Linked DNA regions of Homo sapiens: all the other regions are linked to region 2. Evidence: chromatin loops called from intact Hi-C (ENCODE). Cell type or tissue: chondrocyte. All regions are shown on one strand. Each heading gives the region's core, and the rest is flanking DNA. Links, peaks and the distances in the headings are about the cores only. Region 1 overlaps BOLL (boule RNA binding protein). Region 2 overlaps ANKRD44 (ankyrin repeat domain 44). Region 3 has its middle 46 kb from the start of ANKRD44-DT.

What was found. Hi-C counts contacts between places; a loop is a spot of excess contacts. Peaks named below come from ENCODE experiments on the same cell type or tissue, not always from the same donor. Only the 100,000 strongest peaks of a DNase experiment are listed, where the experiment ranks them.
Region 1: a loop joins it to region 2, with 6 times the contacts of the local background. A loop is called at or near these places in 11 of 110 quality-filtered maps.
Region 3: it touches region 2 in a loop (2.9-fold over the local background); 4 of 110 quality-filtered maps call a loop at or near these places.

The regions. Positions count from the first base shown.
Region 1 is chr2:197,772,570-197,782,717 of GRCh38, forward strand. BOLL (boule RNA binding protein) reads right to left here. Exons shown (of 11, transcript NM_033030.6): 2 at 9,153-9,296; 3 at 6,406-6,497; 4 at 4,490-4,544; 5 at 3,096-3,171. The coding sequence starts at 9,281. Among named protein-coding and RNA genes, the nearest start is that of BOLL, 7.7 kb to the right of the region's middle. In chondrocyte, for the core only: CTCF peaks have their summits at 5,421 and 5,638; no DNase peak of the experiment used is centred there.
Region 2 is chr2:197,108,270-197,118,417 of GRCh38, forward strand. It overlaps ANKRD44 (ankyrin repeat domain 44), which reads right to left. Exons shown (of 28, transcript NM_001195144.2): 9 at 2,497-2,575. Among named protein-coding and RNA genes, the nearest start is that of ANKRD44-AS1, 85 kb to the right of the region's middle. In chondrocyte, for the core only: a CTCF peak has its summit at 5,146; no DNase peak of the experiment used is centred there.
Region 3 is chr2:197,352,129-197,362,276 of GRCh38, forward strand. No RefSeq gene overlaps it. Among named protein-coding and RNA genes, the nearest start is that of ANKRD44-DT, 46 kb to the left of the region's middle. In chondrocyte, for the core only: CTCF peaks have their summits at 4,253 (motif pointing left) and 4,453; no DNase peak of the experiment used is centred there.

The DNA.
Region 1 (10,148 bases), core at 3,030-8,029, 660 kb after region 2:
TCTAGTCTCCCTTTGCTACAACTGCTGCTGTTGCAAACATGACCGCAAGTCTTCATGTGGCTAGTCTGGGGTCCCCAACTCTTTTCCCGGGCCAAGTTATATAAACCCCCACCACAAACCAAAAAACAGTAAATAATATACATAGATATATATATATTTTTTGTCATTGAGGAGACTTTAAAAGTTAAATTAGCCAAATTAGATTAGGTCTTAACCAGCAAGGTTATATAAATTAGTGAAACTGACAATTCTTCCACCTATACCAGTGCTTCTCAAAATTTCCCATAAATTAGAATCACTTAAATTGTTTTCTAAAATGCAAATTCCAGGGACTTATCTTCAGAGATTTTGAGTCAGTAAATCTGGGACAGGGCCTAAGAATTTGCATTTTGACAGCTTCCAATGAAATGACACTGTCTGCAAACCACACTTCAAATAGCATGGGCCTACCACTTTAAATAATACTATTGCTCCTCAGCTTTTATATTTTCACTGCATTTGATCTAGTATTGTTATTATTTATTTTAATGGTTCTTAATTAGATCCTTTTGAGAATTTGATGAAAATCAGGGACCTTTTCCTCAGATATATATACAGTCAAACACAATTTTACACACAATTTTGGAGGTCCATGGATTCCCCCCAAAAGATATTCCACTATTATTCAAAGATAATGATAATGGTTCATTATTCAATAATGGTTCATTATTCAAAGAAAATGAACCATGCTTTACCTGCTAAATAAATAAATTTTCAGTGCATACTATTTCAAGGCATTGAACAGGGCCCTAGTGATACAGCAAAAAATAAAAAAATTAGACATGAGATGGTCTGTATCCTCAAAGAAGTTAGGTCTGGTAGTGAAGATAGTCATTAGTTGATTACACAATTAATTAATTAAATACAATTTTGATAAATACATGAGGCATTATAGGGTACGATACTGAACATTTCAATTATTATGTATACAAAACATATATAAAATTTCTCTCTATATACATATATATGGAAAATTTGTGATGAAATGATGTTCAGCTAAGCTCTAAAGAATGAATTGGATGGCAAAGTACATTCTAGGTAAAGAAAACAGTATATTAGATTCTGAGAACAGGAGTATAGAATGTTCTGGAACTGAAAGAAGGCTACATGGCTAAAGCATGGAAAGAAAAGGGAAGAATACCTCAAAATAAGCTGAGCATAAGACAATAAGAGGTGCACTTTTGAAAGATCACTCTGGCTGCCTTGTGAATGATGGATTGGAAGGTAGAAAGATTGGATTCAGAGAGACCACTTAGGATGTTTTTCCAGGAATTAAGGTAAACAAAGTGGTTAGTTGGGACTCGGGTGTTGGTAATGGAGATGGAAAGAAATGACAGATCTAAGAAAAAACTAAGATAAGAATCCCTTATTTGTAAATGTACTTTTAACACCTATTTTTCTTCGCAGAAAAGTCAAAAGAACTTTGGAGTCAAACAGTCCTGCATTTGAAGGCTAGTGCTACCACTCACCATTAGGCTATTTAACCCCATACTTCTTAAAGTTGGATAAGGGATGGATGGTATACCAGGAGATATGAAAAAGCAGAGGCTGAACATAGTAATCTTCCTACAGAATCAGTTTTATTCAATTGTTTTTGGGAAATATTTTTATATTCAAATAAACAATATGATATTATGGAACAGAATGCAAATTATACATGATGTTTTTGCATAAATCATGAGACTTTAAAGAAAATTTGCAATTCCAGTATGCTGCAGTGGGTTAGGAACCACAACATGCCAAGATTAACTCTCCTCTACCTTTAGGAGTATTTCAGCAGAAACATTTTTAAAACAATGACTTTATCTTTTTGGGATTGAATTTTCTATTTACAAAAATAGAGATAACAATACATCATGGGATTCTATGAAGATTAAATGAAAACTCATAACATTGACCCTTGCACTAAGTAGTTTTGAAAAAACTATTTGTATATGTGAAAGCATTCAGCATAGTGCTGATTTATTTTCTATTTCAGCAACTGGTAGATCATACTATGAGCATTACTATTTAGTACATATTGCTGGTGATAATGGGCTAACGGACCGTTACTATATGTTCTAGCTTAACCTTTGCAAGTAACAACAGTAGATTGAAAATATTCAGCATTCTGCCATATTTAGTGCATTCCATTTTGTATTAACCTACTGAGGATACTTTGATTGTCTCCTAAATTAACAAATACTAAGTCAAAATTAAACTTAATATACATCAATCTCTTTTTTGTTGTAGTTGTGGCAACTGTATTAACCAAATATCTATTATTTCTAAGTCAAAAGCATAACAGTCCAAATGAATACAATCTATTAATTTGTTAACAGATTATATATAATAACCTAATGTTTTAAACATTCCCGTAGACACTAGGATGTGGCTAAGGGAAAATAAGTTAGTTATAAATTTTACATCACATTTCTCCTTCTAGCCAAAGACTGTTAGGAATTTTAATAAATATTAAAGGTAAAAAGTTAACTATAAAGATGCCTAACTTAATAAGTAGAAAGAGTGAGGAAAGATAGAATTGAAAGCATTAGAGAAATTTGAGGAAGGTAGATACATAATTTAGCCAATTCCTAAAGCTTTAGGGATTGTCCCCCTGAAAATTATGACACACCTGGCTGGGTTACAGTACACAGCATGCAGCGAGTTTCTGATATTAGTTCTATGTTTTCACTTTCAATATTTTTACTCTGATTAATTTTAAATTAGTTTCTAATTAAAATTTTTCTCATTAGTAAGTCTAAATTATTAAATTACTTCTAATTACTTTTGCTATATTAAATGATATTTTCATCACGAAAGATTTTTTTTCCTTTAATGATGTAACTACATGGAATATACTTAAGCATCTTTATGTATATAAATTTTTTCCCAGCCAAAAAAATTGAGATATATTATTTTGTGGCAAAAATATTCAGTTTTTCCACCAACTTTGCTAAAATAACTTTATTAGATGAAAGAAACATGATCTTTTAATAAAGTTCTATAAAAAGTCTTATATTTCAAAAAAGAACCATGCAAAAATATTTAAAAATACATTAGTTCTCAATACATACGAGGGATCCCTACTTGTTGTTTTCTTATTGCTGGACCAATGTTCAGCTTCTTATCCTTATAATTAAGTTTTTCAGCCTAAAATAAAGAAAAAAGAAATTATTTTATTATTTTAGCACTATTATTTATAAAATCAATAAGGAAAAACTAGTTAGAAAGAATTTCAAAAATTCAGACTATAATATTCTTTCAAAGCAGCAAGGAATAGTGGGAAAGAGCCGTCTTCAGACTGAAATAGATCTGGGTCTGACCGCAATTCCCCATTTTCTCCATTTGTAATACAGTCAATCCTCATTACTCATGGATTCTGTATTTGTGAATTTGCCTACTTGCTAAAATTTACTTGTAATCCTAAAATTAATATTTGTGGCAATTTTGAGGTTATTAGTGGACACGTGAAGAGCGGCGGAAAATTTGAGTAGCCTGATGCGCATGCTCCCAGTTGAGGTCAAATAAGGCGATATTCTTTCTTCTTGTTCCAGTGCTCATACTCTAAGAGAGAGCTTTCTATTTAGTGCCATGTTTTCTCCATTTTTGTGCTTTTTGTTGGTGATTTGGCTATTTAAAATGGCCCCCATGTGTATTGTTGAAGTGCTGGCTAGCACAAGAAGACTGTCATAGGCATTATGGAGAATATATATATTAGATGTGCTTAATTCAAGCATGAATTATAGTGCTATTGGCCATGGCTTCAATGTTAATGAACCAGTAATCTGTTATATATGATGCCTTTAAATGGAAAACCATATAAAACAAGGTTATATATTGATAGGTTGATGGCAATATTGTGACCAGAGGTTCTTGGGAACATTACCTTGTACTTCCCCTAGAAAGAGGAGTTCAGCATTTGCTAATTCAGTGTTCCTAGCAATGTTAGAGAACATAACTGCCACAAATAACAAGAATTGACTGTATTTGATTTTAATAACATACAATTCAAATTCTACTTTTTTTCTAAAAAAGTTAAATGTTATATTTGCCTTAACTTAAAGTTATTACACTGAATTGCTGGCTATAGGCTTTTTTTCTGTGAATATTCTTAGTTTATATAATGTTTTTCACAGGAGGGAAATCATCTCAGATAACCTCACTGTTGGAATCCACATTTGTAGTGTTTTTTAAACATTCAAAATGCTATTAACACTTCGCAAAAGATATATCCCCAAGTTCTTAATTTAAGTAAATAAAGCGAAACATTATATTACAGTTTCACAACCATACTTGTAGTGATTTTGGAATTTGCTCTTCTGCAGATTAAGTTTCCTAGAGACCAATGCCAATCTTAAGATGCAAACCTTTTTTAAAAAGCAGTTGATTATTGTATTTGAACCCCGAAAAGATTAGTTTCAAATACAAAATTTCCAGAAATGAAGTTAAATACACCAAAAGATCATACCTCTTGTAAAATTTTTTGTGCATCTTCTTGTGTTTCAAAAGTGACGAAACCATACCTAAATAAATGCATTAATTATTACTAATTAATCATTTTCTTAGAATGTTATATTAATTATATTAAAATGTTTAAAAATTTTGTTTTTAAATCATCGGCCACTGTAGGAGTAGGCATGTTTCTATGCTGCACTAGCATGGGAATCTTAGAAGAATCATTCACAGCCTAACACTGTCACTTTTAGTCAGGAACTAAAAGAAAAAAAACCCCTGAGATCTTGAAACAGCTTCAGCTCTCAGCTGTATGCAGGAAAGAAAAGCACAAGAGATTCATGCTGTTGCTTAAAAATTGGGGATGCAATAAATTTCAATCCAGAGCAATAATCTCCTTTTAAACTAATAGAAGTTTGGCTAAGAGAAATCAAAGTAGAAAAATAACTAAAAAATTTAAAATTTCAACACAATAAAATTTCTTATATTGGTGAATGACAATGTAAATGTATTATTTAATTATTATTATTAGCACATATAACTGATAATGTAATTATTAGTATATTCCCAAACAATATCAATTAAAAATATGTACAACCCAGATTTCACATCTGTTTTTCATACATAATTAACTTCAAGCACAATTCATATAATGTTGAAGATACAAATACACATAAATGATGTGCTCCATGTCCAAAAAGCCACAATAGGTAGAGAAAAAAGTAACAAAAGAAAGAAAAAATGTATCTCTCAAAACATAATTGCTATTTAGATAACTTAAGTAAACTCTTCTGAGTAATGCTAAATATCTTCACTATTTTCTTCAATTCATAATTACTGGATCATATACAAAGTTTCTTCTTTTAAACAAAGGAATTTCTCTTTATCTATTTGCCCAAACATTAAAAAGTTAAGGAATTAGTTTTACGCTATTTTTTTGGTAGAACACACACGCCACCCAGTGGAAAAGGCATAAAATACAGTTTACATTTACATTTCCATGTATGTTTTCCAATGATTAAAAAATGGTATTACCAAAACATAGCAAATTCTGTTAGTCAAACAAAAGAGGTAAATCTCACTTCACCTTAATATTGTTTGGCATTCTGAGGAAGTATCTCATCTGTTTATAAATAACCTTTCTGTAGAATCCCATCTCTTCCAGCATATCCATCTGTCGAATGTTGTTTCTCACCAATACCACCTCAATGGGTCCCTTTTCTTATGCCTATAAATATGTATGTCTCGTCTCTCTTTCAAGAAAGTAAATACAATACTTTACTGCCTTATCTATTTTCTTTTAACTTTGCAGTCCAACTCCTTAAGTGAGTGTACTATGTAAACTATCTTTTTCCTTTCTGAAATTTGGCTTTGTACACATAGCATTCCACTGAAACAGCTCTATACACATTTAAAGACACAGTCTATTACTTTCTTCTCAATTTTCATTATCATTGATATAGCAATTAAAAATCATTCTCACTAGAATTATATTTCTCATACTGGTCCCCTAATTAGGTCTCTGAGGCACAACCTACAGACATTTCTTGGTGTCAGCTGTTTTCAAATAAAGCTCTCTATGGCCTAAAGCAGGGATACAATTCCAAAAGAATCTGATTCCTTTTGCTTCTCATTCCTCAGCTAATGTACATCTGCTACTTACATTAAGTGCTTGCTGCCTACCACTGAATGGTCCCTCCACCCATGCAAGAATAACTTCTCAACAAATTAAGAAATATTACAGTGTCTCCTCCCTCCAAAATACACACACACACACACACACACACACAAGGAAATCAAAAGGTAGGAGGAAAGAAGAGGGCATGATGGTCTCTGCTGGAAAATGGAACCAAAGTAAACTGGCGTACAAAACCTAGTCATCCAATGAAAATAGAGTTGCTAATTCCATAGACAATCTATAGTGATACTAACCCTTTGGATACTCCAGCTCTGTCATTTACAATCTTCACTTCTTTCACAGACCCATACTGGGAAAAAAATTTTCTTAAATCACTTTCGTTTGTCTAATGGCATAAAAAGAAAACGTTAAAAAGCATTTTTAGTTGATAAAAGATGAATAATTCTCATGCTTGCTCTGGAGACAGAAAAAGTTATAGATAAGATGCATGAAAAATGCCTCTCATCATCAAAACAGTGCATAAACCACTAGGTGATTAAAATCAAGGTAAATATCTTGCTTTATGCAATAGCTATGTTGTTAAATTACCATATGCCAATAAAAATGTAAGCTGAATTATTTTAAAACTACAAAACTCACTATTTAAAGAAATCTTTAAATGATTCTTGTTCTCTAGCTGGCCAGTTTTTAAAAAGCCAATTTGGATTAGGAATGCTATTTCCATAGTAAGGGTACAATACTATTTTGGCTCTTGTGGCTCAGAGACAGTCATGGCAGTGGAACTAGGTTGTGTTGGCCTACACCAGTCATTCTATTTTAATCAGTAGTCTCAGGAACTCCTTTCCTAAGTCAGTTTTAGGAAAGGAATGTATTTCCAAAAGTGCTTGAACTCAACTGTGAGAACAATGGAGTGACTATAAGATTTAAAGTTATTAGATTCCTTATCTGTACTCAATATACATTTCAGCTAAATTCAGACATTGTTTTGATAATAAAATAAAAATTGGAATCATAATTAGATTTAAAGCATACAAGGTGTCTACAAAGATGGTTTTGGCATGTCTGTTTTTTTAATTGAAATAGTCTGATAATAGACTCATATCACCTTTTCTCAGAATACTGACACTAAATTCATTGCAATTTCATTTCCTGGTTTAGCTGTAACTGTTTGTCTACAAGAGTAACTTTTCTCTAGAAAAAAATTTCTTTATATACACTGCAAAAAGACATGCCTTAGTGCAGAGCTATGCCTTTTGAGTTCAACTGCCACCTCACTACTTACATACACTATTGGTTTTTAGTTGGTAACATAAAGCCTGCTAAGCTGCATAATGACAAATACTGATTCAATCTAAGAAAAACTGAATGACTTTTATTTCAGTTAACAGAAAATGAAATCAATGCTAGAATAAGAATTGTTACTAGATATTTGAATACAAATTAATTCCAACTATTCTCTGGTAGAATAATCACTACCTCAATTTTGTAGCTCCACTTCTTTAGTGACAAAGAGACAGTCAAGAAAAGTAAGCATTAAGAGGGATAGTCTGTTTGCTTATAAAAATGAAAGGTTAAAAAGTCTGTGACTACTTGCTATTAAAGTAAATGATTTCCTTGCTGGCCTTTATCTGTGGTTTTGAAAAAGGTATAAGTATACAGGAGGAAGCCCTAGCAATTACCTTAAAGCTATGGCTGCATTATAACAACCGTCTCCAAAGTGCATGCTGTAGCTGATGGGCTTCAGTAACCTAAAATAACCTGGCCATACAAATGTTTATATTTATTGATAACTTATTTTTAAAAACATGCTAATCTATTGTAATATAAATGAATTCCCAAATTGAACATTTCTGCCAGCTATCAGTATTTTCCACAAAGAAAATCTTTTTAAAAATAAATATTTTATAAGAAATAATTTTTCTTACTTTATTTTTAGTGAAACAATCATATACTTGTTTAAGACTCATTGTTTTGGCAAATACACTAAGTGTAACATTTCTCTTGTGCAGGAAAAAAGAAATTCCACCCAAATTGTAACAGATTGGTTATATGGAAATAGTTATAAATGTCAAATATCACACCTAATGGCATAAGGAAGGTTTTTTTTTTGTTGAAAATGATAACTCTCCCTATAATTTCTAATATGTAAAATAGAAGCTTGGAAATCCTTCTATATATCCATTTGAAAGTAAGAGTATTCCACTTAAAATATCTATGCATGCCTTTCTTGTAGGTGTTTACTCTTACCTCCCCTATGTGGGCTGGGGGGCACTGCACATCATGTCATGAACTATGCTTTCTTGAAACAGTGGAATGGCTGATTACATGATATAAATATATTAGTTTTTAAAAAACTTTTATTTTAAGTTCGGGGTACACGTGCAGATTTGTTATAAACTCATCATTGGGGTTTGTTGTATAGATTATTTTGGCACCCAGGTACTAAGCCTAGTACCGAATAGTTATTTTTTTTTCTGCTTAAATATACTACTTTTAAGATGCTTTATTCTGACAAGGACACAGGACTTTTTTGGTGATCAAATCCTAAATTCTAACATAGAAAGTGCTTTGCAAAGAATAGATGCCTAGGAGGTTGCTCAGGAATCTGAGATAAGAGTTGGGGTAAAGAAATAGTATTTCATAAAAGTAAGTTTTTAAAAAATAGAGTCTCTTTTGAAAATTATAATAATCAATTATTTTGGCTATTGGAATATTAGGCAAGAAAGTATAATTAGTTCTGGTATGGAAGAGTATGGAGCTATGAGACAGAAAACTAGGCTTCTAGTCTCACTCTGTCACTATGTGGCTAGCAGCCCACAGCAAGTCAGTGAGGATCAATTTCTTTATATCTGACATTGAACAGTTTTTAATGCTTTATGTAACCTACATGCTGGTTGAAAAGATTCTTTATAATAAGATAATTCAAAATCTGTTAATCATTATGCAAATATGTTATTTTATAGTTGCACAAAGAAATAATTTCTGAGAAATAAAGACTTCTAATGAAAAAATACACTTTACTGCATGCATAAATAGGTACCTTAAAATCAATTCCTCCTACAAAGATGCGATTAGGGATCACTGTTCCATATCTTGGGGCACTTGTTGGGTTATTCAAAGGCACAGGTGACACAGGATTAGGGGATGGAGATAATGAATCTGTTTGCATCTGGTTTGATGTTTGCTGTAAAATAAAATTCTTTTACACTTTTTGCACTGGGTATAATGCAGTCTGCTTTTGATGCAGACCAAAAACATATATTTTTCAAAAAGAAGAGTCATTTAGGCAAAATATAGTATTCTAGGCTTTACTTTTAATATTATAAAAATTATAATTAGAGCTAAGAGCTTTTTAAGGCAACAGAACTAGGAAACACAGAATCTACTCCACTATAGAGATTTTAAATATTAAATATATTACTTAAAATGCTTATATTATTATCAAACCTATTACTTAATTATTAAGGGGAATATTAAACTCATGAACATGTTTGAGAAAGAGAAAACAGTCCCAGCCTGACACAATCAACTACACCCTGGTGTTGTTAGGAGTTGGCCTGGCACTCACAGCTAGGCTGTGGTGTTCTCTTGTTAACAGAACACCAACATCAGACAAAGTCACCCTGTGACTCTGATGGATCAAGATTAAAAACAAGACCACTCCATAATCATGTTTGAATGCTGACAAAAACAAAGGCATTGCCCAAACCACAAGAATAACCAAACAACCCTCCATTCTGGCTGATATGAGTGACTGCTCCTTCTTTATCAGCTATAGTTTTAGCCTCGATCCATTTTTCTTTCCTTTTAGATAAAAGTTAACACATCCAATCATAGAATTACTACCATTTCCTGACGCTATACATTCCAGAGTAAAGCCCTACTTCCTTAAACCCTCTCTAGAAATTGCTCAACAGAAGCCTATATCCTGTAAGTTCTAACACCTTCTGATTGAGAGGCCCCATGGTTTATGTTTTCCCTTGTTTGAACAATTAACAGACCCAACTTTACTAAATGACGCATGTGTTCCTGGTGG
Region 2 (10,148 bases), core at 2,897-7,896:
CTCATAGGGTGGTTGAAAGGCTTTATAAGTGGTGTTTAGCCAAGTGCCTGGCACACTATGAACACTTGGCTTTATCATTATCACTTAGCTTTATCATTATATATAATAGGCTACATATTATAGCCACTATATCCTTATCAATTCAGGCCCCTGGACCCCACCCAATCCATAAGCAAGATGCCAGGACAACCAAGAATGAGAGAGGTTCTGAAACAAAGATCCCCTGACCACAGAGGATAAGAGACAGGGTCTCTTTTAGGTCTCCCCCAACTCAAAAGTCTAGCAACAGCAGGGCACGGTGGCTCACACCTGTTAGCCCAGCATTTTGGGAGGCCAAGGTGGACAGATCATTTGAGGCCAGGAGTTGAGACCAGCCTGGTCAACACATGGCAAAACCCCATCTCTAGTAAAAATACAAAAATTAGCTGGGCATGGTGGCACACCTGTAGTCCCAGCTACTTGGGAGGCTGAGGCACAAGAATCGCTTGAACCCGAGAGGCAGATGTTGCAGTGAGCTGAGATCACCCCATTTCACTCCAGCCTGAGCAACAGAGTGAGAAAGTGTCTTAAAAAACAACAACAACAACAACAACAACAACAACAAAAACACAAATAAACAAAAAAAGTCTAGCAAGAATATCCAGGCAGGACATGGAATTCTTCCAGCCCACATGGCTCTTGCAGAGGCCAAAGCTGCCAGCAGTCCCCTGGGACTGTTGTAAGCATGCCAGCAGGACAGAGAGGAGATGCGTCATAGAGATGACCAGCATGGCCTGACGCACAGGGATGAACCTGCGGGGAAGGCAGTGCTTAGAAGGAGAAAAGTTGTTTTCCCTCCAACCTTGTCTCTGGAGCTTGAAGTTGCTCTAAAAGGGAACCAAGCTGTTTAAGTTTTGTTTGTTTCTAAAAGTTTTGTTTGTTTTTAAAGGGGGGTGGACATTATTTCTGAAAAACAGTTGAGAAATACAGTGGCATAAGAGACGTGCTCGAAAGAGACTAGGGTCACTCCCCCCGACCCCCTTTATTTACATTCAGCAAAATAAAACACGGTGGCCTTTTCAATAAAATGAATGTCAAAGGCATAGCACATATTTCAAATTAGAAATAATGGGTATTGCACGGTTAATTTCTGTTTTACCTTCCTTGGCTCACTGGAAACTTGTTAGGATTTCTTTTCCCTATAGCTTCACTGGAATGCATATAAATTTCCTTTGCTTTGCTGCAGATATTTTGCTTGCTAAGCATAATTCCACTGGCTGGTCTTCCATCCAAATGTCAAATGACTTCTTTGTTTTATGTCTTAAGTGACTAAGACATAACTCAGTGCCACTAATAATTCAAGTGTATGTGGTCCGAAATTCTTATAGATGAGAAAAATACAGGTCCAAGGAAACTGACTAATATCAGAATTTTGAGAAGTAGAAGTATGGGTCAACTAAAAATAGGAACTGCCAGATTGACCTGGAATATCAGCTTAAAATCTGAACTAAACCTGGTTTTTGTCTTTTTTAAATACTCTCTAAGATTTACTAATAGAAGTGATGCTGCTGGCCATGACCCCCTATTAGTAACATGAACCAGGATGTAAAATGATACTCCCTAGTACTTTGACTTCAGTGACAACCTGATGGTTCAAGCATACCTTTGTCGTAAGCCCAGAAAGTTACTATATTACTGTGACTTTCCCAGGTCTTCTCTGTCAAGCCTGTGAATTTTTTTTTTTTTAAGACAAAGTCTCGCTCTGTCACCCAGGCTAGAGTGCAATGGCACAATCTTGGCTCAGTGCAACTTCCTCCTCCCGAGTTCAAGCGATTCTCCTGCCTCAGCCTCCTGAGTAGCTGGGATTATAGGCACCTGCCACCACTCCTGGCTAATTTTTGTATTTTTAGTAAAGACAGAGTTTCACCATGTTGGCCAGGCTGGTCTCGAACTCCTGACCTCAGGTGATCTGCCCACCTCGGCCTCCCAAAGTGCCTGGGATTACAGACGTGAGCCACCACGCCCACCTAAGCCTGTGATTTTATGATCCTTTATATCACATCCTTACCTGCTTTTCCTCTAAGTCATCTCATTTTTCCTAATTTTGCCCAACTAGCTTAATAAGTTTTAACTTAGGAAATTATAGTGAACTCTAAAATTTAAAAATAATTCAGATTTGTTGCTGGAAAATGAATGCTACTTACCTTTATTAGTTTCAGAGTGAGATGCACAGGATCTTGAGCCTACATAAATACATCATTTCCAATTTCAAAGCTCATGCTCTGTGCCTGACTCCAAATTGACTGTGAAACTGTGGCTTTATGTTTTTACTATTAAGGTGGATGTTGATGACATGTCTGATGAACAGTTTTTAGCAAAGTACATCAAAGAATTATGTAATTGCATGCTTACTAAAACTCCAAAACAGGGCATCGACTTTCATATGCAGGTGACTGACAGCCAAATTCACAACAAGAAACTATCGAAATAATGACACTACTGAAGCATCTCTCTTACCATTCTGAATGAGGGTCTGTGACCGTGTGAACCTTCCATGGACAGCTGTCATGTGCAGTGGACTTTTGCCATCTTTACTCTAAAAAAAAGAGAGGGAGAGAAAAACAATGGAGGTGCTCATGAGCCAGTGACACCCATCTGAAATACCCCTATGGACACTCCTAATAATGCCCTGAAAACATTCATTTATTTATTTATTTTTTAAGTATGATCAACATGAGGCTGCAGTGAGCTAGGATTTTACCACTGTACTCCAGCCTGGGTGACAGAATGACATTCTTCTAAATAAAATAAAATAAAAGTATGATCAACAATTACAAGAGGCAAAGATAATTTTGAAAGGAAAAGATAAAATGTACCTGACCTCTCAAGTTATTGCATAACATCACATGTTTTAAAAGCTTAGAGAAACAGTTATCTGAAACCTTTATTCCTCTCCTGTGATCTACTGGAGAAGGAAGTTTCCTTCAAGGTGTTTTTTTCAACCTTTGTCTATAGTACACAAAAAAGACAAATGTGTTACCTTGCATGGTATTCTTTAAGCTGAAGCTGACCAAATGGCTCTGAATCACTGCAACTCTTAAAACTGACCTGAGGCCGGTCGTGGTGGCTCACACCTGTAATCCCAGCACTTTGGGAGGCCAAGGCAGGTGGATCGTTTGAGATAGTTCAAGAACAGCCCGGCCAACATGGTGAAACCCCATCTCTACCAAAAATACAAAAATTAGCCAGGCATGGTGGCGCATGCCTGTAATCCCAGCTACTGGGGATGCTAAGGTGGGAGAATTGCTTGAATCCAGGAGGCGGAGGTTGCAGTGAGCCAAGATCGTGCCACTGCACTCCAGCCTGGGTGACAGAGTGAGACTCTGTCTCAAAAAAAAAAAAGAAAAGAAAACTGATCTGGAACCCTCTACTATTCCCTCCATTATAATTCCATTTAAAAAAAAAATCACTTTTAAAATAAAATAAAACAAAAAAGAAAAAATTTAAACAAAAGAATAAAGAAAAAGAAAAAAACAGAAAAAAACAAAACCATAATTTTTTATTGTTCCAAAAGAGAATCTCTTACTTTACTTAACTCATTAGAAGTCACAGGACTAAGGCATGCAACTGTTTAGGAAACTGCCTTTTGAATGACCAGCTGGGAATGTGTGCTGAATTCATATATTTGTTACTATTCATGATCGAAATTATGAAATTTCCTGACACAGATTAAGCCAAAACACAGAAAATGTACAACAGCTATATACCAATCATCATTATACTAAATACCAAGATACCATATGTAACTAAGAAATAGTAATTTACAGAATTTCTTCTGAAAATAGGCCCAAAAGAAAATATTACTGTTATTTTAGAATAAAAGTATCCCCAATAGAGAGAATGTATTTTCATCCAAGTATTGTTATCAAAAAAATCTATGTAACACTTATTTTTATAAGTCTCAGAGGAAAAATTTCTCTAAGTCTGAGATTAAAATACGAGGTTTTAAAAATGCATGTTCATTTTGTGATGAAATCCAAATGCCTGTATTTTAAAATGACTGTTTTAAAAACTCCATCTTGGAAAACAAATAATAATTTAGGTAAGTATTTCTTAGAGTGGACCAAGGACTGCCCACGTCTGAATCACCCAGGATTCTTGTTAGAAATATGAATTCTGGGCCAGGCGCAGTGGCTCACGCCTGTAATCCCAGCACTTTGGGAGGCCGAGGCGGGAGGATCAAGAGGTCAGGAGATAGAGCCCATCTTGGCTAGCACGGTGAAACCCCGTCTCTACTAAAAATACAAAAAATTAGCCAGGTGTGGTGGCGGGGCCTGTAGTCCTAGCTGCTTGGGAGGCTGAGGCAGGAGAATGGCGTGAACCCGGGAGGCGGAGTTTGCAGTGAGCCGAAATCGTGCCACTGCACTCCAGCCTGGGCGACAGAGCGAGACTCCGTCTCAAAAAAAAAAAAAAAGAAAAAAAGAAAAGAAAAAAAAAGAAAGAAAGAAAAAGAAATATGAATTCTGTACCTTAACCCTGAACTACAGAATTGGGGTAAGAGGGTCCCATTTTTAACCCCTGCTTTGGACTGTGGGCTAAAATAGGTTATAAAACCAAGGTTTTAACACAAGCATTTTATTATATTCTATAAGTCTATTCCTTAGAAATAAAAAAGGAATTACACATAGTCTGTGCCAAGAAAAAAAAGTTAATTAGAACGGTAAGTTCATCTTAATTGAAAAAAAAAAACATGTATCATTATAATTCAATATTCTCAGGTAGATGTGGGAAGAAAAGAAATAATAGGATCTTTTCTCCATCTTCTATGAGTATAATCTGAATCAGAACAGACTGAGAAAGGAGAGCTGAAGCTTGATAATACTTTTAGAGGAAAAACTGGAGCAATCAAGAGAATGAGATACAAAACCATCGCTGACCATGAGACATACTGGGAAGGAGAGCTCCTAAAAGTTATCTGATTCCAGAGCTAGGCCTTAGTTGTCGGGACTGCACACAGTTCCAAGGACTGAAACACCTGGGAACTACTTTGGAATAAGGATTTAAAACACCCCCTTCCAATTAAAAAGTGATGACACTTCAAAATAACTAAGGCGAGAGAAGGCAGAAATTGTGGAGTTGGCATTAACTTGTCCCTAGGTGGTGCTATTTCTTTAAATTTTGCTCCAGTGTTTTCTCTTAATATGAAACCATAAGTAATTATTAATTAAATATATCTAAAGCTATAAATACTTCAGCATTTAGAAAATATCTTCACAATATTCAGCTAAGCAATTTTCCATGTCTATAAAAGAGCTTAAAGGCCTTACCAAGGAGTAACCACCAACTTGGTGGTAGCTATCTAAGTTGCAGGCAGAGAGACAAAGCAGAAGTGATCTCTGAAGTGTGTGGTGGGCAAAGCCAGGCCCATTTCAGGGATAGCAAACACCACAACCTTCTTTTCTCTGAGAGTGCTTGTGCACTTGTAAAGGGACAAGTAAATGGAGATGACCAAAGTTAGGTAAAATGCAAAGAACAGCCATATGATCAGTGGTGACAATTGCTTTGCATCCATCTTTGCAGATCTTTGCCTGGGTTCATCTATAGCCTGAGTCCAGGCTATAGCTGATATTTTTTTCTTCACATAGGGAAACAGGTAGATAAGGTGGGGAAATTGGGACAGAAAGCATTAAGAGTATCATGGCAGCCATTTTGGGACAACTTTGTTCACATGGTATGGGTGTAAAGGGAGCTCATTATTTCAAAAAGCTATAGAAAACCAATGAAACTCAAAAGGATAATACTTTTTATATAATTCTTAAAAGTTAGAACTCAGAACATTAAAGTTGAGACTAGGGAACCCTACTGAGTTTCATGATCTGAGAAATTGAAATTTATCATGCAGGGGTACTGGCTGTTGCTACTATTCCTAGAATTGCACAAAAAGATAAAACATTCCTTGCGTTCTCAAAAGAGAGAATATGTGCAATTCTTCCATCTATTCAAAGCTTTTATGAAAATTTTTTTCTTAATTTCTAGTCTCCCTCCAATTTTCTAGCTACATTTTCCCATAGAATTTAGGGCTTTGAAATTATTGTTATTTTGATAATCCATTTAATTAAGCAAGAAGCACTTCTATTGAGTTAGGCATAATCAAGCCCTAAGTCATAAAGGAAAAATACTGAGGATTAAAATATTTACAACAAATATTAGTACTCTTTCAGGGCAGAACTCAGCATTGCCTAAGGAAGATTAATCTTTGAACTAAAAGCAGTGTTTATATTTTCTTGACCACCAGTCTCCTCAGAAATCCATTCACTTTTTCTTTTATTCCTAATGCCTTCTTTCCTCATCTTCCAATATCCCATATACGTTCCCTAAATTTACAGACATTGTTGTTCCCCAGGGTCTTGAAAGCATAATGTTCTCTGTGGCATGGTACACCCCTGGGGTCACAGAGCTCAGTGGCCCTACTACAGAGCAATAAAAGCTCTATGGGATAACATTAAGTCCAACCTGCGGTTAGGGGTGGGGTCAAATAAGGTGAGAAACCCAATAAGTCTTCCTAATTCAATGCAAGAGCCTCCTAAAATACTGGTGTGAAAAAGCCACACATTGTCCAATTTATTTTGTTTTGTTTTGTATGGTTCTAAGGGCAAGAGAGATGGAACGTGGTTGGCTCACTCATTCCTCTCCTTTCCCTTACTTCTCCAACGTTCTAAGTACCGTCCCTATCACTGCCTACTCTTGCCCATTCCAGTTTCCACCTTCAACTTCTCCAACACAACCTATTCCATAATTTGGTCCTGGTACATATAGAGAAGGGAACTGGTCCACTTCAAGCAGACATGTTTCAACTCCCATCTCTTAGAGCTAAATGATCTAAGAGCCTGCAGACAGAAAAGAATTGAGACCATGCACAGGCTAAATGTCAGTGAACAGGAGGTAGACAACCTGGCAATGGCAATTTCTGAGTCTGTCTTTCTAAGTTGTATCCAGCACAGCTCTATGTCTAGTGCCTTCTTTAACGCTTACTTTGAATGCTTGCTAAAAGAGCCTTGAGATGCTACAGAAATTACAATGTAGTCTCTAATGGAAAAGAAAAAATATTTTATACTTTCTCATGTTCTACCTATTTACAAATTATAAGTAAACCATCAATTGATTATTGTATCAGTAAAGTATATCTTTATTTTATCACAATTAAACTCATATCATGAAGTCAAAAAACAGGACCAGAGTCAATCAATGTAAGCAAAATGAGGAACTGTGAAATGCAGGCTGAACACACATCCCTCCTCCTCTTCCCATCCATCTTTTAGTTGCTCATGAAGACATCACTTTTACTATTTTGTGAGAATAGAGGAAAACAAAGTGAACATGTGGATAGGTAATGGCTGCATTTCAATATGCTACTTCCCTCAACTTTTGGAAAATCTAAACAAATACAAATTGTCTTGCAATCTACAAACACTTTCAAAATCCAAGGAGCAATGTGGTACAGAGAGATAACAACTTTAATTAGACAGCTACCTCCAGAGTCAGACAGGATGGCTCTATGGAAATGTTAGATGATCCGTGCATCCAGAGTGAATCTGGAATAACTAAGGAGGATTCAAAGAGATTTAGGAAATCGGAGGATACAGACAGAATAGATGAAGGGAGACTGAGAATGAAGGCTAGATTTGATTCAAAATCCTATTTACACAGAGTCAATCATAATAAACTCAAATCTCAGAGTTTTAAAATGGCATTTCTTATATTCTAGTTATGATCAGCAGTCCACAGGAAAAAAATAAATATTAAAATTAAGGAATTATGCTTTTCAGCTCCATTTGTGGAAGGGAAGAAGGGGCTGCAAAAACCAATGTATCACAGAAGCTGAAGTCCCTTATCCAATCTGAACTGACCACTGGTCAGTTAACTGGGAGCAGTAGGCCGGTGTGCCAGAGAGTAGCCTTCTAGCCTCTGGTATGGGGCACACTGAGAGCATTGGTGGCATGTTTTACAGATAAAATGAAGTGCATCAGACAACTCTGTGAATTAATTAAGTGGAGGTTGGTAAAGAGAGCGCCTTTATTAAATTCCAATAATTTCCCTTCCTTTGAAGGATTCACAGGATGTCCTTCAGATACCAGGATGGCAAGACAGATGTCTACAGTTTTGGGAACGCTGGCAGTTTGACCACCCACGTGCTTCCTGCCCCCTCAACACCACGCTCTGCGACTTCAGCCTCACGCAAAGATTCCTTACCAACCTCAGACGACAGTTCCTTGGTCTCTTTGATGCCCCCATTCTTTTTTGTCTGCTTTCCATCTTCATGAAAACACGACACTCCTTCCTGTCTCCTCTAACTCCTTTTATCATCCCTTTCTCTGGCTCTTTCTCCTCCTCCTGTTCCTAAGAGTAAAGGGCTGTTTCACTTTCTGTACTCATGCTATTACATACTCTCTCCTTGGGCGGTCTCGTCCCTTTCTCCTGGTTTCAACAATCACCTTTACATGAATGAAGCAATCTACATTTTTTCTTCTGTTCTCTACCAGTCTGCCATGCTAGAACACCACATTTGACACTATTGGGCTTCTCAGACTGGCTATACCAAAACCTAAAAATCAGCTTGTCAAAAACTAAATATATTGGTTTAACTCCCTAAGCCTACTCTTCCTCCTGACGTCTTTCTTAATGAACATCAATAATAACATCTATTTTTCTAGTGCTTATCATGTGGCAGATATTATTCTACATGATTTATGTATGATAAAGCTGTTTAATATTCACAGCAGTTCCATGGAGAAGACACTATTGTTTCCCTAATTTTACAGATAAACTGAGACACACAAAGAGCTTGTTTATGATTATATAGATACTAAAAGTCAAGGCTAGGATTGGAATTTAGGCGGTCTGGCCCCAGAACGGAACACTTAACTACTCTGCTGCACCACCTTTCTTTGCCGGATTTCTTTCTTCCTTCCTACCTTCCTTCCTTCCTTTATTATTTATTTATTTATTTTTTTGACAGAGTCTTGCTCTGTTGCCCAGGCTGGAGTGCAGTGGTGGGATCTCAACTCACTGCAACCTACGCCTCTCAGATTCAAGCAATTCTCCTGCCTCAGCCTCCTGTGTCGCTGGGATTACAGGCATGCGCCACCACACCCAGCTAATTTTTGTATTTTTAGTGGAGACTGGCTTTTACCATGTTGGTCAGGCTGGTCTCGAATTCCTCACCTCGTGATCTGCCTGCCTTGGCCTCCCAAAGTGCTCGGATTACAGGCGTGAGCCACCGCGCCTGGCCAATTTTTGTATCTTTGGAGACAGGGTTTCACCATATTGGTCAGACTGGTCTTGAACTCCTGACCTCAGGTGATCCACCCACCTCGGCCTCCCAAAGTGCTGGATTACAGGCATGAGCCACCACGCCTGGCCTCTTTGCCACATTTCAATCCTTACATTAGTCTTCAACTCCTCCAGTTCATGTCCCACCAAGTCTTGCTGATTTTCTTTCTGCAAAGCCTCTCCCTTCAGTCCCGTTCCCCTGTTCTCTTATTACCTCTTACCAATGCCAGTTTTATTGATTTCTAGTTATCCACTAATCAGCTCTTCTCTAGGTCCACTATACCTGGGTTTTCTTTTTTTCAAAAGTGAAAATAGCTTTTTTGGTTTTCTGGATATAAAAATAACATGCTCTGCCAGGTGCAGTGGCTCATGCCTGTAATCCCAGCACTTTGGGAGGCTAAGGCAGGCAGATCACTTGAGCTCGGGAGTTGGAGGCCAGCCTGGGCAACATGGCAAAACCCCGTCTCTACAAAAAAATACAAAAATTAGCAGGGCGTGGTGGCGTACACCTGTAATCCCAGCTACTCGGGAGGCTGAGGCCAGAGGATGGCTTGAGCCTGGGAGGCAGAGGTTGCAGTGAGCCAAGATCCCACCACTGCACTCCAACCTAGGCAGCAGAGCCAGATCCTGTCTCAATAAAAAAATAATAATAATAAAAATAATTTTTTAAAATTCTCATTGTATCACAATCAGAAGACTAAAGCAAATACACAAAAAAGAAACTAAAGTCTGGGCGTGGTGGCTCACACCTGTAATCCCAGCACTTTGGGAGGCTGAGGTGGGTGGATTGCTTGAGCTCAGGAGTTAAGAGACCAGCCTGGCCAACATGGCAAAAACCC
Region 3 (10,148 bases), core at 2,232-7,231, 240 kb after region 2:
TTATAGTTTAAAACCTAATCCCCAGCCGGGCGCCTTGGCTCATGCCTATAATCCCAGCACTTTGGGAGGCCGAGACGGGCAGATCACCTGAGGTCAGGAGTTAGAGACCAGCCTGGCCAACATGATGAAACCCTGTCTCTACTAAAAATACGAAAAATTACGCCAGGCACAGTTGGCAGGCGCCTGTAATCCCTGCTACTTGGGAGGCTGAAGCAGGAGAATCGCTTGAACCGGGGAGGCGGAGGTTGCAGTGAGCCGAGATCGCGCCATTGCACTCCAGCCTGAACAACAAGAGCGAAACTCCGTTTCCAAAAAAAAAAAACCTAATCCCCAATGCAATGGTATTTGGAAGTGGGGCATTTGGGAGGTGTTTAGGTCATGAGGGTAGAACACTCACAAATGCGATTAGTGGGTTTATAAAAGAGACCTCAGAGAGTTCCCTCACCCATTCATCATGTGAGGACACAGTAGAAAGATGGTCATCTGTGAACCAAGAAGCAAGCTCTCGCCACACACAGAATCTGCCAGCACCTCAGTCTTGGACTTCCCAGCTTTCAGAACTGTGAGAAATAAATTTCTGTTGTTTGTAAGTCACCCAGTCTATGGTATTCTGTTGTAGCAGCACAAAAGGACTAAGACACAGATTAAGTGGATAATTGACTAGAAAAAAATATAACTCATCAAAGCAATTCAATAAGAAAGTAAGTAGGTTAGAGTATACATAATGGATTTAGGCAGAGAAAATAGACTTAACCTCAAATAATTAAGTGCCAGTTCAAGGCAAGTGACAGAAAAGGCATTCTGGAATTCCTTTTGCAGCAAGCCAAGTGCAGTAAAAATGGGCCTTTTCCCCAGTGGTTGTACCAATTGCCTACCCATAATGTTCAAAGTGAAGACTTAACTGTCATTATCAATGACTGAGCCAGATTTTTTTCTCACATTGATGTCTTGTTGACCTGCAAGTTTTCCTGAAACTTCTGCCAATAATATTACCTTTATGGGCCTCTACTTTAAGCATTCTGTGCACTGTAACTGGCCTAAAGCATTAGGCCAGCAGTTCTGAACATTTGGGTCTGCAGGATACCTTTGAATACTAGTGGTACACTTGAAAGAAAGTCTTCAGACAATACTAAACAAATCAGCAATAATTACGATACAATCCTACTATAATATAACAACATAGCTCTGACTGTAAAAGCAGCCACACTTGCGATTGTCACTCTCTAGCAGCATGTTACTATTTAGGCAGATCCTATTACTGCCTAACTGTACCCTAGTATACACTTTTAAGGTCATAACCTTACATCTCACATCCAACCAACAGAAGACCTTTCTAGGTACCAGCTTAAACTTTTCCTTATACCTTTTATGTGTTACCCACAGCAAGTTCTATGCTACTGTACTATGCTATTGTGTCATATAATCCCCTCTGCCTATTCCAGTTGATAGACATCATGTAAATACCTGTATACTGAATCCCAGAACGAATTACTGTTACACATGAGTCAAAAATTGACAACACCCTCCCACCCTCCTGTGAAGAGCTTACCTTACACTTTGTACATAGCTGAGAACTGCCAGGCACCATTAGCAAGCCAACAGGCAACAAAGATTTCCCAAAGCATTGTGTACATCTTATTGAGTTTCACTGAGATGATTGTAGACAGATGATTTTTTATTTCCAAGTTATGCAGGTATTTGTGATATGTATTAGGAGGAAACGCAACCAGCATCTCAAACATGGGTTTTCACAGATATTATGGCTTAAATAATTTAAATGGATTTAGCTAGTGATTTCTACATTTAAATAATAAATTTAAGTAATAATATTAAATAAAAATAATTCAATATAATATAAAAATATAAAATTAATATTAAATAATAAATATATTTACCTTGTCATATCATTGAAATATGAATGTTAAATTGATAATAATATATGTAGTATGAGGATATGGTAAAAATCATGAAGGTAGCATATGAGCGATTGAAGTTTAGGGTACTGGTTTATCTAATTCACTCCTTAAGACCAATATCACTCAGCAGAAGGCAAGGATCAAAGTGAAGGTGGCACTTTATAAGAATGCGCGTTATTATAAATGGTCTCATGTGATCTTCCCTATACAGTTGTATGGTGGATGCACCCAAAAGCAGTAACTTAAGCACACCCTGAGAATGACCTGTGGCCTCAGAAGAGTGTGTGTTCAGAGTCCTGCAGTAAGGAACCGGGGAGTGGCCAGTCCAGAGTTTCTTTCCTTATCTATGAAGGATGTCTGAACCTCTGACCCATCCCTTGGAATGCAGGTTGTATAGGGGATTGAGGCCCTTTGTTATGGGCTAGATGGAGGGTGCAAAGTAAAAATGCTAGGTAAACTGCATGCTTTTTACAAACAGTAGGTGTTCCGTCCAGCTCACCAACACTGGACAGTCCCTGTAGGTACATTCCCCCAATAAACCCTATATATCATTCACTGTCTCCAAGTCTCTTCTTTGGCCTCTTGGACACAGTGCCATCCCTATTGGAATCAACAGGGGTCCAGCAAGACAATAGTGAGATGGGAAAAGGAAATGTGGTTATGCCAACTGAGACTTAGGAAGGCTAAATAACATGTGCAATGTCACTTAGGCCATGACATGATTTCCCAGTTCCCAACATGGCACGAAGATCAAGGCTGCCTGAAGACCTTAATGGTGAGCATACCCAGTCCATCTTCCACTTGGTCCAGCTCTTTCCACCATGCCACATTTTCCCCCAAGGAAGACAAGGAGGCAACAGGGGGCCTTGAGAACACAAAAGCATGATCAGAGGGTAGAGGGGCTACAAGAAGATCCCCAGAAATAACCCTAGAAAAGGTTATTTCTTTTTTAGAAAGAAAAGAAAACCCTCATAATACTGCTTCAGGCTGGTAAAGTTTGGAAAAAATGCCCTTCCTATACAGGATTATGATGCATTAAAAAACAAACCGGGGCCGGGCGCGGTGGCTCACGCCTGTAATCCCAACACTTTGGGAGGCCGAGGCAGACGGATCATGAGGTCAGGAGTTTGAGACCACCTGGCCAACATGGCAAAACCCCATCTCTACTAAAAATACAAAAAAATTAGCCAGGTGTGGTGGTGGGTGCCTGTAATCCCAGCTACTGGGGAGGCTGAGGCAGGAGAATTGCTTGAACCCAGGAGGCAGAGATTGCAGAGAGCCGAGATCACACCACTGCACTCCAGTCTGGGTGACAGAGTGAGACTCCGTCTCAAAAGAAAAACAAAAACAAAAACAGAAACAAAAACAAAACAAAACAAAAAAAACAGGCATTAGTGGCAAGTGCCTGTAATCCCAACAACTTGGGGCTGAGGTGGGAGGTTCACTTGAGCCCAGGAGTTTGAGGCTACAGTGAGCTATGATCTCACCTCTGCCTGGTGAGCACAGTGAGACACTGTCTCAAAAAAAAAAAAAAAAAAAAAAGGCCGGGCACGGTGGCTCATGCCTGTAATCCCAGCACTTTGGGAGGCCAAGGCAGGTGGATCACCTGAGGTCAGGAGTTGGAGACCAGCCTGACCAACATGGTGAAACCCCGTCTCTCCTAAAAATACAAAAAAGTTAGCTGGACGTGGTGGTGGGTGCCGGGCACCTGTTGTCCCAGCTACTCGGGAGGCTGAGACAGGAGAATCACTTGAATCCGAGAGGCGGAGGTTTCATTGAGATGAGATCATACCACAGCACTCCAGTCTGGGTGATGGAGCGAGACTCCATCTCAAAACAAAACGAAAAAAAGTCTAAAATCAGCTGTCTCTTAAATTTAGCCTATTTCCCCAGAAAAAGTTTCTGTGGGCAACACCACAGCAGTACAAACCTGGAGTGTTTTTTTTTCAGTGAATATTCTTTCTGGATACATTAGTTTGTTTTCACACTGCTATAAAGAAATACCCAAGACTGGGTAATTTATGAAGGAAAGAGGTTTAATTGACTCACAGTTCCACGTGGCTCAGGAAACTTACAATCATGGCAGAAAGTGAAGGGGAAGCCGGCACATCTTGCATGGCAGCAGGCGAGAGAGAGCGAGAGCAGAGAAAGCTCCCTTTTAAAACCATCAGATCTCACGAGAACAGATCTCACTATCACAAGAACAGCATGGAGGAAACCACCCCCAAGATCCAATCACCCACCACTAGGTCTCTCCCTCAGTACCTGGGGATTAAATTCAAGTTGAGATTTGAGCAGGGAGGGCACAAAGACTAGCCATTTCCTTTTTTCCCTCTAGTGGTACAAGCAAGTAAGGATCAAATTCTAAGATGAAGACAGAATTCTGATGCGGCTCTTCTACAATGCCTTGCCTGAGTCAGAGATGTTCATTGCCCCCTCCCCAAGAAATAAATGAAAGTTTCTAGGGAACCCCAGATAAGAGATGAAGGGATTTGGTTTCTGTGCGGAAAGAAAAGTGTGAGGGTCTTGAGGATTCTGAGTATTGTAAGGAAGAATAATTTAAATATAAATGAGATTTGAATTTATCACACAAAATGGAGGGAATTTTCCTCCTTGAAACCAGATTTGTTCTGTATCTTAACTCAGAAATATATCAGCCCCAGAGCAAAGGGCATGGCAGCACAAGAAACAGAACTGGGTTTCGAGGCACATTTCCCCAGCCGACTCTTTGACCTTGAGTAAGTCTCTTCCTTTCTCTGGATGGCCAGATGACCTTTCAGCACTCTTCCCATTTCAACACTGTATGATTCCAATCAAAATTTTTATAAAAAGAAAACAGAAGGAAAATCCAGACTTTACTAATCCCAAATGCAGAGCTGAGGGACACCACCTCTAGAATAATCTAGATTTGAGTCTGAAGAGTGACAAGAATGAAAACAGGATTCCTAGTGGCAGTTTCAGAGAGCCTCCAGCCCAGCAACTGATGTTGAATATGGCAGAGATTATCACTAGGACCAGGAGTCCACAGGGGTCTCACTTGGGGTCCAGAGGGGATAGGATTTAATAAGAGCTAAAGGTCCTAGAACTTTTTTACTTTTTTTTTTTTTTTTTTTTTTTTTTTTTTTTTTTTTGACACAGAGTCTCACTCTGTTGCCCAGGCTGGAGTGCAATGGAGTGATCTCGGCTCACTGCAATCTCTGCCTCCTGGGTTCAAGCGATTCTCCTGCCTCAGCATCCCAAGTAGCTGGGATTACAGGTGCACGCCACCACACCCAGCTAATTTTGTATTTTTAGTAGAGACAGGGTTTCACCATGTTGGCCAGGCTGGTCTCGAACCCCTGACCTCAGGCGATCTACCTGCCTCAGCCTCCCAAAATGCTGGGATTACAGGAGTGAGCCCCTGCACCCAGCCGGTCCTAGAACTTGAAGGTGAAAGTCGAATTACTCAGTCAAACTGTAACAGAGACTCAGAATTAGAAGACTTCCCCAAGGACTGGAAGTGATGAAGGTAAGTGCTTCAATCAACATAGTTAGTGGGACTGAGCATGGTGGCTCACGCCTGTAATCCCAACACTTTGGGAGGCCGAGACAGGAGGATCACTTGAGCTCAGGAGTTCAAGACCAGCCTGGGTAATATAGTGAGACTCCATCTCTACAAAATATATATTTTTTAATTAGCCAGCCATGGTGGCACATGCCTGTAGTCCCAGCTACTTGAAAGGCTGAGGTGGGAGGATCGCTTTCGCCTAGGATGTCGAGGCTGCCGTGAGCTGTGATCAAGCTACCGCCCTCCAACCTGGGAAACAGAGCAAGACTCTGTCTCAAAAACAAACAAACAAACATCATCAATGGGCATTACTGTGCTATTCATAACGCTGCCTTATTCACCAGTTTCTTCATTGTCTTGGGTCAGGTTTCTCAGAAGCTGATAGATGAGAACATGTGTGCAAGTGATTTGTTAAGAAAGGGCTCCCAGGAGAAAGCAGTAAGAGAGTTGGGGAAGCAGAATAGGGAAAGGGAGGAAGCCAGAAGGCAGGCTGAAGTCCTAGCCTCAGCCTGATCCAGGAGGGTCAGTTACACCACACAATTTGTCCTGCCTCAAGGCAGAAGAGCTCGGCTTTCCTGCTCCTTCACTCCTCAGCTATCACCTTGGGCTGCCCTGAAGGCATGAAAACTCCTGAGTAGTTTTCACTCTTGAGAACATCCAGGGTAAGCTGCTTCTGTAGCCCAAGGGCAGTTCTCTGAAGAAGGTTATAGGTTTCAGCTATTAGGATAGGAGGTAAGCCCATGGAAGCTGCAGATGAGAACACAGAACTGCTCAGTATTTCCACAGGGACAAGGTGAGACACCAATACCAACAGTGTCCATAAATATTTGACTTTTCTCCCTACATGAATTATCAACTTGTTATGGGACGAAGCATGGGTTTCAGATTCAGACAGACCTGGAATTGGGTTCCAGCTCCACCGATTACAAGGCCTGCGACTTTAAACAAAATGATTAACTACACTGAGTCTCAGTTTTTGCATCTGCAAAATTCAGTTGATTCACCTCAAATAAACAAAGTGCATTTAACTCCATTCTAAAACACACTCTTTTCAAATTTAAAAATCTTCCAAATCAGGATACATCTCGTAATCATTGTTGGCCAGGCAGTAATCACAAGCTTGTCTCTGCCTGTGCTCAAAAGAACTTGGTTGCAGCTGCTGACAATATTGTCACAATTGAGTTATATGCACTGTTGATAATATAGGTGTTTCAATCCCTGTTTTAAATGTCTTCAAAATGATTACACTAGCATTCAATGTCAATAGGAAAAGTTTCCATAGAGATAGCACAGCAGAGAATGAAAACAACAGTCGAATGTGGATTTGGTGTGAGAGACATAAAAATTCTTAGAAGGAATGACCACATTTACCTACGTTTAGCAAAGCAATAAAATCAAACACAGCCTTTCTAGAACCTAAGAAAGGAAGATACCCACAAGAAGATGAATCTGTGTTGCATTTTGCTACTGAGAAGTGTGCACAAGGATTGCCCATCCTGGCAACTGAAGGCAGAGGAAATTGCTGAGCCCTTCAGAATAGATGAAAGGAATTTCAAAGCAACAAGATGCTGGTGTGAGTGATTCATATAAGACACATCACTATCATTGTGTCGTGGTTTCAGTAGTAGTATTTTCATTCCTGGTCCATAAAATAATGGTGCATCTGGCAGTCAATTATGTCTTAGATCAAATGAAATTCCCCCAAATTGCAAATGCCCCAAGATTTAGCTATACCCTGGAGCTGACAGTACTGAGCTGGATGTGAGAAAGTGAGGCCCCCCAGGAATGATGAGGCAACATAGAAAGGCCAGGCTTCTCTTGTGGGATTCTGGGTGGCACCAAAAAGTGAACATGGGATCAACTTATAACTGGTATGGCAGGAAACCTTTAACATATGAAATACAGTAGCTAGAGATGAAAAATAACAAAGCTGTCACTTGGAGAAGTGATCTCTCCTCTGCCCTAGGCTCACTAGAGACCTTCTCTACTCGGGGGGTGTGCTAGTCCATTTTGCATTGCTATGAAGAAATACCTGAGGCAGAGTAATTCATAAAGAAAAGATGTTTATTTGGCTCATGTTTCTGCAGGCTGTACAAGCATGGCACCAACATCTGCTCAGCTTCTTGTGAGGCCTCAGGAAGCTTCTACTCATGGTGGAAGGCAAAGGGAGAGTGAGTCCCATGTCAAGAGAGGGAACAAGAGAGGGAGGAGGGAGGTCCCAGACTCTTTTTAATAATCAGATCCTGCATGAACTCATTACAGGGCACTAAGCCATTCATGAGAGATCAGTACCCATGACCCAAACACCTCCCAGCAGGCCCCACTTCCAATATTGGGGATCACGTTTCAACATAATTGGAGGGGAGGAACATCTAAACCATACCATGGGGGATATGCAGAAACTTAATGACCCTCACATTAGGGAAACAGCAGGCCCCAGAAGGGCCCCTAGGGGCCCCTGCTGGGCCAGGTGTGGCCCTCTAGTGGCTGTGAGAGGCTGTCCAGGGATCCCAGAGGAGGGCAGCAGAAGAGAGGCTAAGGGCAGCAGCCAGGCACCAGTTAGTGTGGAAATATTCTAATATTTAGAAAATCACTGTGGTCACATTGGTGTTTACTGGTCAAATATCAGCCCTGCTGTCCTGTATACTGTGAAAGTGAAAAGCCAAATTGTGGAAGTCTGGGCACAGTGGCTCACATCTGTAATCCCGGCACTTTGGGAGGCGGAGGCAGGTGGATCACTTCAGGTCAGGAGTTCGAGACCAGCCTGGACAACATAGTGAAACCCTGTCTCTACAAAAAAAATACAAAAATTGGCCAGGTGTGGTGGCAGGCACCAGCTATCCCAGCTACTCGGGAGGATAAAGCAAGAAAATCCCTTGAGCCCAGGAGGCAGAGGTTGCAGTGAGCTGAGATTGCATCACTGCACCCCAGCCTGGGTGACAGAGTGAGACCCTGCCTCCAAAAAAAAAAAGCCAGGCTGTGGAGTCAGACACAGGCCTGAATCCCTACCGGATGACCTTAACTCAGTCATTTAACTTCTTATAGTCTCATTTGTTTTTTTCATTTTTGTAATGGGGAAAATATTTGATTCTACAGGTTTCTTAGAATTAAATGAGGTAAGATAGGTATAATACTTCAGCATGGGGCCCAGCACATAGAAAGTACTCCACAAACCAAAGCTGCTAGCACTTCTCATGCACAAGGAGCCAGGTAATTTGTCCAGTCATTAGTGGATGACTCACTTTGGACTGTCTATGTTGAAGATGTGGGGTTAGGGTTTGACTGTTGATAGCCATTAAAAGACAACCACAATGAGAACATCTGGTTTCCATTGAAATTCTAGTCTGTCTCTGTGTTATTTGAGTCAGCTTAGGATTTCTTCCCCCTACCTCCAAAACAACTGAAAGCTTTGTACTACATTTACCATTGCTAAGTGGGTTGAAATTGTTCTTTATTAAAAAACAGGCCCCAGGGCAGTATGAGAGACAGCTATCTATTTTGGCAAGTTGTCTCTCCATTAAGTACCTATTACACAGTCAACTCACCATGGTAAAGCAGTTGAGACATTTCTCACTGACCTTTCTAGCCCCAATTATTTAATGCTTAGCAAATCCTGTATGGATAATATCATCAAAATTTGCAGTTAATGGGTGAATTTAGCACTGTCTGTGCCTTTAAAATATGCTTTCTCATCCTAATTAATGCTTATTTTGTACTTTTTTCACATTATACATACTATTACAGTTAATACGCTTGTAGTTACATCTTTGTGCCTTTGTCTAATTATTTTCTTAGAAATTCTTAGAAACAGAGTGCCTAGAAAAAGTGGCATACAGATATTTTTAATGAACATATATTGCCCTCCAGAAAGTTTTTACCAATTTATAATTTTAGCAATAGTGTATGAAGGTATATTTCCCCATACCCTCAACATTTAAATCTTTACTAATCTGGTAGGCAAAAATGTGAACTTACTGCTTATTGCTTCAATTTGCATTTCTTCAGTTACTTATTAAGCATCTTCATGTTTGCTTATAAAATGGATTTCTTACTCTGAAATTTCTCTTTGAAACTTTTGCTGATTTTTCCAGACTGCTGATATTTTTACTCAGTTATAAGCATTCTTTAAAATGTACATAATAAATTTAAATACAGGCCAGGCATAGTGGCTCATACCTATAATCCCAGTGCCTTGGGAGGCCAACTCAGGAGGATCACTTGAGCCCAGGAGTTCAAGGCTGCAATGAGCTATGCTCCTGCCACTGCACTCCATCCTGGGCAACAGAACTGTCTCTAAAAATAAAATAAAATAATATAAATATAAACACAAATGAAGAACTCATAGAATCATGACTTTGTCAAAATCTAATTACTTCCCAAAGGCCCTGCTATGGTCTGATTGTGTCCCGCCAAAATTCAAATGTTGAAATTTAATTGCAATGTGATAGTGTTAAGAGGTGGAGGTGATTACATCATGAAGGTAGAGGCCTCATAAGTGAGAATAATGACCTTATCAAAGAGGTGCAGATCTTGCTCTGTCACCCAGGCTGGAGTGCAGTGGTGCCTTCATGGCTCACTGCAGCCTCAACCTCCCAGGCTCAAGTGATTCTCCCACCTCAGCCTCCCAAGTAGCTGAGACTACAGGCTTGCACCACCATTCCCAGCCAATTTTTTGTATTTTTTGT